Regions from separate parts of the Homo sapiens genome. Here region 2 is linked to region 1. A link is a loop called in an ENCODE intact Hi-C map of the cell type or tissue named here. Cell type or tissue: dorsolateral prefrontal cortex. All regions are shown on one strand.

Region 1 (4,000 bases):
AAGGAAACTACCATTAATGGAATGTCAATTTTGTGCTAGACATTTCCATGTGTGTCGTATGCTTTAATTCTCCCAGAAACTGTACAAAGTAGATGTTATTATTCCGATTTTTATAAATGAGGAAACATAGCTCAGAAAGATTAGGTAACTTGCCCAAGGTCACACAAGTATTTAGTGGCAAAACTCAGATTTGAATCCAGGTCTGATCCCAAAGTTGATTCACCTTCCAGCAAACACTGTCTCCAAGCCAAAAAAGGAATCACAACTGTTCATCAAACGTTCACTTTCCTCCCCACCTCCGTGTGAGTGGAGTAGACCTCCCCACCCATTGCTGTAGGACATGAACATGTGACTGGCTCTGGCCAACTGGATATGACATGAGTGGGGGCCTTAAATGTGGCACATAGCGGGCCTCAGCTCAAGCTCATGCATTCACCACAATACGAATATACCCTGGATTGCTGGAAGCGGTGGCTCACACCTGTGATCCCAGCACTTTGGGAGGCCGAGGCAGGCGGATCACTAAAGGTAAGAGACCAGCCTGGTCAAAATGATGAAACTCCATCTCTACTAAAAATACAAAATTAGCTGGGCATCATGGCGGATGCCTGTAATCCCAGCTACTCGGGAGGCTGAGGCAGGACAATCGCTTGAACCCAGGAGGTGGAGGTTGCAGTGAGCAGAGATCGTACCACTGAACTCCAGCCTGGGCAACAGAGACTCCATCTCAAAAAAAAAAAAAAATTAGCACTAGTTAAAGGAGAGTCCATTCCATGTTAATCAAACTGCAGGTGACATGTAGACCTGTGATCAAGAAATAATGGCTGACATATTTCCACATTTGATGAAAACTGTAAACCAACAGGTACAAGAAGCTCAGCAAACCTCAAGTGCAAGATATATGCCATCAGGTGGCGAGAAGACTCAGTGGCATGTTTTGCTCTTGAAAAGGTGAGAAGCTTCAGAAGGCAAACGGAAATAGAAGGGAGGAACCAGGGAGGATATATGTCAGTCCTTCCTCACCCTCCAGAGAGTCAGTGGCATCTGTTAAAATCACACCTACAGACTGTCAGAGGATGGTGCGGAGATGAATCGAATTTTAGAATAGACAGTCTAGAATAGAATTTTCTTCCAGACTAATGTGGGGAAACCAGACACCATGTAGGCAGGCACAGGATCCCAGAGGGTGATGGGAATAGAAGAGTATGCCTCCTGCTCTAGAAGTTCACAGAAATTGGGCAAAAGGGTCTTTAGACACCACCAAGCCACAGAATCAAGGTTCGAGGCAATTTCACTTGATCCCTAGTGGGCAGGCACCACCATCACATCAGAGCCACCTCTGCACAAGTGCTCAGAGGGCTCCTGACTCAGCAGGTGCTATGAACCTGAGTCTGCTTCCTGTCCTCTGCCTTCATATTCTTTATAGTCAAAGAAGAATGACCACGAACTCCTGAAGGACAATATAAGAAAAACGTAAAATGTAATGCACTACCTAATGCACCACCTAAGCGGCTCACGTTGTCAGAGTCAAAACACTGGAAAAGCTTTCCATCACCTGGAAAGAGCAGTCCTGGAAAAACAAACACAGAAAAAACTTTCGGGAGAAATCCCTCCAAGGAATTAATGTACCTATAGGAATCTAAAGCAAGCACAGAATAAATAAATACTTTTACATGATGATACATCTATTTTTGCCTTTACAATGAAGCAACAAAGGAGATAAAATTGCTCTCAGCCTACAACTACTTTTTGTTTTCCTCAGAAGAAGCATTGATATAAGGAACTATCCTAAAATATGAGGCCTAAAAGTTGATAATAATTCATATATAACTAATTTATTTGCAGACACCCTTACAATTTATTTATCAAACTCATTATAAGAAATGAAGATTCATACAAATATCTACTTACCAATGAGTATCAAACATCAAAATTAAATGAAATCAGAACTTGTAGCAATGCATCTATCTGTTTATCTAGGCTTTAGTAATTTAGGTTAGAGCAGTCCAAAGTACTTTGAAAACTTTCAAAAACAATTATAGCTTTTTAAATCTCCAGTTGATAATTGATAATGAGGCGGGGGAATAGGGTCTGGAGGCAGGGAACCTAAGGCCGATTCACAGTGACTTCCTAGAACTAAATCAAAAGGAAACCCCAACTTTCCAAACCTAAGTAACAGAAGAACCAGAGGTACTCCCTTTGCAAACCCCACCCTCACACACCTTTTTTGCCTGGCGGATGGAAAATTGAAAGTACTTCTGACTGGTTGCTTTCCACAATCAATCAAACGTTTGCATAAGGTGTAAACTTTGCAACTTCATGTCAGCTTCTGACTGGTTTCTTTCCACAACCAATCAGACTGACTGCAGGCCACTACTTCATTTGCATGGGGTGTACATCAAGCGGCCAATGAGAAACCTCTAGAGGGTGTTTAAACACCAGAAAATTCTGTAACTGGGCTCTGGAGCCCCTATGCTCAGCCAGCTCACATCCTGTGGAGGGTACTTTCGTTTTCAATAAATCCCTGCTTTTGTTGCTTCATTTTTCCCTTGCTTTGTTTGTGAGTTTTGTCCAATTCTTTCTTCAAAATGCCAAGGACCTGGACGCCCTCCACCAGTAACAATAATATTATTGTTTCAAAATGTTTAAGGCTTTAATACACCAAAAAGCAAAGCTGCAGTAAGCAAACTGCTGATACAGCTCAATCTTTTTTCTTTCAAAGTATATCACTGGAGCTAACCAAATTATGTCAATAAACCAAAGAAGAGAGAAGAAAAATGTATTTGGAGCAAAACCCAAAAAGCTTAGAATGTCAGTAAATACTATGAGAAAAATAGTGTGCCTTGAATGAGACAGCACAGAAACCAAGCACACATGTGCACTCCCCTTAGAAGAGTCAGTCCAGCAAGCAACATTCAAGATGAACGTTTATTTGGATAACGTGAAGCCCATTCTTCACATCTATGATAAATATAAGGGTAGGTGGAAAAACAAATCATGGTCAAATGGTCATGACCAACCTCAGACTAGAAAGAGAAAGAGCCCTGAAGCACAGCAGATGGTCCAGGAGCAAGTGTCATATAGAAGAATATAATATATTACAAAGGGTAGCACAGAGGTCAGTGGAGAAAGGGTGCATGAGTGGTGTGAAGGCAGTTGTTACATATTTTAGGGAAAATCCATTTATATTCCCACATCACACCATACTTCAAAATAAATCTAGAAGGACCAAAACAATTTTTGCTTTTGTTTTAAACTCAGGCAATAAAGAACCAAAAGGAGAAGAAATACAGTTACGAAGGAACTGCAGGATTTATAGATTACAGTTACTGTGCAAATTTTATGGTTGCCTATAAAAAACAGCCAAAATGAAAAGGAACACAATGACCAACATAAATTATCCATATGTAATACACCAAAGACTGTTCACACAATGTGATAAGAAACACAAGACCCCCGCAAGTAAAAGGGTAATAGACAAACAGGCAGTTTACAAAAGAAGTTAACAAATCCAAAAATGTTCAACTTCACTACTGTTTAATACTAATTGACACGAATTTCTTCATCAAAGAAATTCAGATGGAAACAATGAGATACTATTTTTATGCTAATTCAGGTTCTGTGAAATGGGTGTGAATTATATTGTCTTAAAGTATTTTTTGGAAAGCAATTCAACATGAGAGATTACCCCACAATGTTCAAACATTTTGATTCAGTATTTTCACTATCAGAAATTTATGTTTTAAAAAATCTAAACTACAGGAGTAAATACACCACACAACACATATACACCATGGAATACTATGCAGCCATAAAAAAGGATGAGTTCCTGTCCTTTGTAGGGACATGGATGAAGCTGGAAACCATCATTCCCAGCAAACTATTGCAAGGACTAAAAACCAAACACCGCATGTTCTCACTCATAGGGAACTGAATAGGGAATTGAACAATGAGAACACTTGGACACAGGAAGGGGAACATCACACACAGGGGCCTGTCG
Region 2 (4,000 bases), 92 kb before region 1:
TGTAAATCCCACACAGGGAATCTTTGAATGTAGGTGCAACAGCTTTATAGATATTACAGTTGTGCAAATGGCCAAGTGCCAAAACTTAAATGTCTGCCTTTCAAACTGAAACACCTGCAGGCTCCATAGAACAAAATGAAAGCAGGGCCACAAAACAGCTGGCCAAATCGCATGTCAGTAAGATCATTCATAAACCCATGAGAGTATGTTACTAAGTGTAAATTACATGGTGGCTCTTGCCTGTAATCCCAGCACTTTGGAAGAGCGAGGCAGGTGGATCACAAGGTCAAGAGTTCAAGACCAGCTTGGCCAATATGGTGAAACCCCATCTCTACTAAAAATACAAAAAAATTAGTCAGGCATGGTGGTGCGTGCCTGTAATCACAGCTACTCGGGAGGCTGAGGCAGGAGAATTGCTTGAACCCGGGAGACAGAGGTTGCAGTGAACAGAGATCACACCATTGCACTCCAGCCTGGGCAACAGAGCAAGACTCCATCTCAAGAAAAAAAAAATTACATCTCACAGTTTTTCAATCTAAACTTGTAGAAAATAAAACTCTATTCTCAATTTAAGTTTAAATTAATATATTTCAATTAAAAGGCTGAGCATTTAAACTGGTATAGTAGATAAGTATATGCCAGCATGGAACAATGTTCATGGATAGGTGGTTGAAAAATGCAGGTACAAAACAGGATGTTCAGTTTCATTTAATTATGATAAAAACAAAAACAAAGAACAAAGGGTCTGGATATCTATATACAGAAAGTAAGAAGATCTGGCCAGATAACCATGAGATGATGAGGTGGATGATAACTATTGCTTCTTTCTTTTTCACTTATCTACATTTTCTAATCTTTCTATACATTGAATATATACATATGTAGGTTTTGTGATAACTGTTTTAAATTTTTAATTAAAAAGCTTTTCTATCAGTGTACAGTTTTGTGTTCATTGCTATTATATTTAAAAGCAACAAAATGTCATGACTTGACAGCACCCCTAGCCTCTCTGCACCAAATATTCCTTGTCAGCTAAATGGTGAGCTGAATAGCCACCTCACAGGTCACTCTAAGTTTTAGATGAGATATTTGATGATAGCAAATGCTTTACTCAGAACCTAGTATATGATGAGGGTGCACTGCATACTAGATTAGGGAGCTTGCCATGGTCCTTCAGGAGTAAATGACAGAGCTGGAGCACCAATCCAGGCTATCTGGCCACAAAGCTATGTGCAGAACCCGGAGAAGGACGGACAACACAGGAAGCCTTGATGGGATGCTGTAAAAGACATTATGATAACGACAATGATGATGGGTGATGATGTAGACTCTCCAGTGGTGCAGACCAATTTTCCCAAATTATTTCAATGCTTTTCAAATCAACCAGCAAATAAAGAGCTTTAAATTCTAGGTTCATTACATAGCTAAATCAGTTTTATTGTGTATATGACTTGGGGAAGAGTTAATCTTTTTGAAAGAGCTAAGATAAAATTATCGAGTCCATTTTGCATCTTGTAATGAAGAGTTGCTAGGGCAACCTCTTTGCTCAATACCTCATTTCCAAGGTGACCGATTTGAGGCTGGTCCGGGAAACACTGAAAACCAAAACAGCATTGTGTTCCAGAAGAAGAAAGAGCCCATACATAAGTGATGAATGAAACAAAGAGCTGGGGACAAAGCCAGACACTGCTTTACAACTCTATGCAGACAGATGTGGCCGTGCACAGAACACAGGAGGAGGACGCAATTAAGATTCTCAGTGAAGTAAGACTCTAGTGTGTTTCCTTTTCAACTCCATTCTACTTTTTGTCTGCTTTTTCATAAAAGTCCAAACATCAAAAAGGTATACATCCCATGAGGTGGGAGATATTTGAGATTATTATTTTGTTATTCTTTCCATTTATAGCTGAGGGTGTCTTCCAGTCAGAGAAAATATTAGGGAATCAAAGATACAAAAGTGCTTTGGATGTGAGACTGGAGATCACTGCAGTATATGCCTGTCATCAGAGTGATTCTTACTATGAATAAGGGAGGGCAAGTGTGCTGTGCAGTGCCTACCTACGTGCAGGCTGTCTTGAGAACTCACAATGCCACAGAAGGCACCAAGCACAAGTGCCCATGGGATGTGCTTGAGAACTGTTCATCCCCTCCCCTGGGCTTTGTGTTCTAGAGGCAGACGACTAGGATGCCCCCCTGAAGAACAAGACCCTCACTACTCATTCTTTATTTTTCCCCTGCTTGATATTCCAGGCTGGAGTCTGGAGAATCACTCTTGGCATTTTTCTCTCTCTCAGCCCCACATCGTTGACTTGACTTTATAAAGAGCTTTGGGTACATCCGCAGTGTTTCAGCCACACAGCCTACTGGTTCCAGCCACCCAGCCCTGCCTCCTGACTGCCCCCATCTCCCCAACTGCCTCCTGACTGCCCGCCTCTCCAACTATTCTCTGTGTGCCAGCTCAAACCCCAAATTAATTTCTCCTCTGCTAACAACCCCTCCATTCCCCTCAGGATGAAGTTCAAAATCCTTAATTCAATCAAGGCCCTTCCTTCACCAGCTTTATCACCTTCTCCACTCACACTAAACTTCTCTGGAATGACAAACATTCTCTGTTCCTTAGGATTCCCCAAGCTCCCCCACTGCCTGGGGCTCTCTTCCCATCTCTCCACCTTCATAACTCCTTCTCTTCCCCTGGGTCTGAACTCCGATGCCACTAGCTAAGGCAAGCCTTCTGTGGCCACTGAAGCCAGGTGAGGGACATCTCCTGCATCTTCACTCAGCACTTCCCACTCGTCACATTTAACTAGAACTTCTCTCATTTTCATTGCTACTTCCTCCTGAGACTGTCGGTTGTGCTTGGGTAGGAATGTTGGCTTTCCTGTTTGGCACTGTATTCTAGAGCCCAACACAGGCATATACAATAGGCATAAATTTGTTGAATATTTTTATAATAAAAGTCAACATTTTAAGTGCCTGCTAAGTACTTTACACTGTATGCATTACTTCTTTTAATTCCATAACAACCTCAGAGTAGGCATATTATTATTCACAGAGTATGGATATATCACATACATCTCAGAGAAAAAAATTTCTAACTGTTGGACTGAATATTAAGTTTGCTTCTTCAGCATATGAACCAATGAGGAAAGAATAGGCTGAATAAAGATCTTATGTCTGCATCCTACTTTCAGGGTTTTCAAAGCATTTCTACACACCAAGGACCAATGATTATCAAGTATTACACAGAGTTCTTCTTAGGAAGAGAGTACTACTTTACTCTGTCTGTGGGGATACATGCTAGTGAAAATGTACAGTGAATTTGGGGGATGATTTGAATTATCAAAATTTAAAATGCACATACCCTTTGGGTCCAGCCATCTGACTTGAGGGAATTTCTTCCAAAGCCAGACTTATACATGTGCCCAAAAATCTACGTGCAAAGATACCTGTTACAGGAATGTTTGTAAGAGGGGAAGGAAGAACACAATGTAAATATCCATTAATAATGGGGAAGAACCTTGCAACTATAGGCATGAGACCATCTACCTGTATGGAAAGGGCTCTAAGACAAAATGTTTAAAATAGTTTTTAAAATAGTAAATGTATATGGTATTGTCTTATTCATGTTTATTAAAGTTCTTATGTGTCTCTGTATAAATACGTTATGTGTGCACATACTTACATATGCATATGTAGAAAAAGGATTGGAAGGAAATTCACCAAACTATTCAACGTGTTTCCTTCATGGATAGGCGTAGTGGTGAGAGAAGCCTCCTCTGAAGACTTAAGTATGGCTTAAATCTCATATACTGAGAATTATTCATATATTACTTATCAGATAAAAATAAAGCAGTTAATTAAAAATTAAGTTCCCATTACATTTACATCATTTTGTCATTTGCTTTCAGGTCTGTTTCACTTTCTTTCTTTTTTTTTTTTTAGATGAAGTCTCGCTCTGTTGCCAGGCTGGGGTGCAGTAGCGTGATCTCAGCTCACTGCA

Evidence for each region. Hi-C counts contacts between places; a loop is a spot of excess contacts. Peaks named below come from ENCODE experiments on the same cell type or tissue, not always from the same donor. Only the 100,000 strongest peaks of a DNase experiment are listed, where the experiment ranks them.
Region 2: a loop joins it to region 1, with 4 times the contacts of the local background. A loop is called at or near these places in 4 of 110 quality-filtered maps.

Annotation. Positions count from the first base shown.
Region 1 is chr2:98,147,864-98,151,863 of GRCh38, reverse strand. The region is part of intron 7 of VWA3B (von Willebrand factor A domain containing 3B); the gene reads right to left. Among named protein-coding and RNA genes, the nearest start is that of VWA3B, 63 kb to the right of the region's middle. In dorsolateral prefrontal cortex, a CTCF peak has its summit at 2,450; no DNase peak of the experiment used is centred here; H3K4me3 peaks cover 1,388 bases; H3K27ac peaks cover 1,220 bases.
Region 2 is chr2:98,239,852-98,243,851 of GRCh38, reverse strand. The region is part of intron 19 of VWA3B (von Willebrand factor A domain containing 3B); the gene reads right to left. Among named protein-coding and RNA genes, the nearest start is that of CNGA3, 100 kb to the left of the region's middle. In dorsolateral prefrontal cortex, no CTCF peak of the experiment used is centred here; a DNase peak (open chromatin) is centred at 1,661; H3K4me3 peaks cover 1,413 bases; H3K27ac peaks cover 1,398 bases.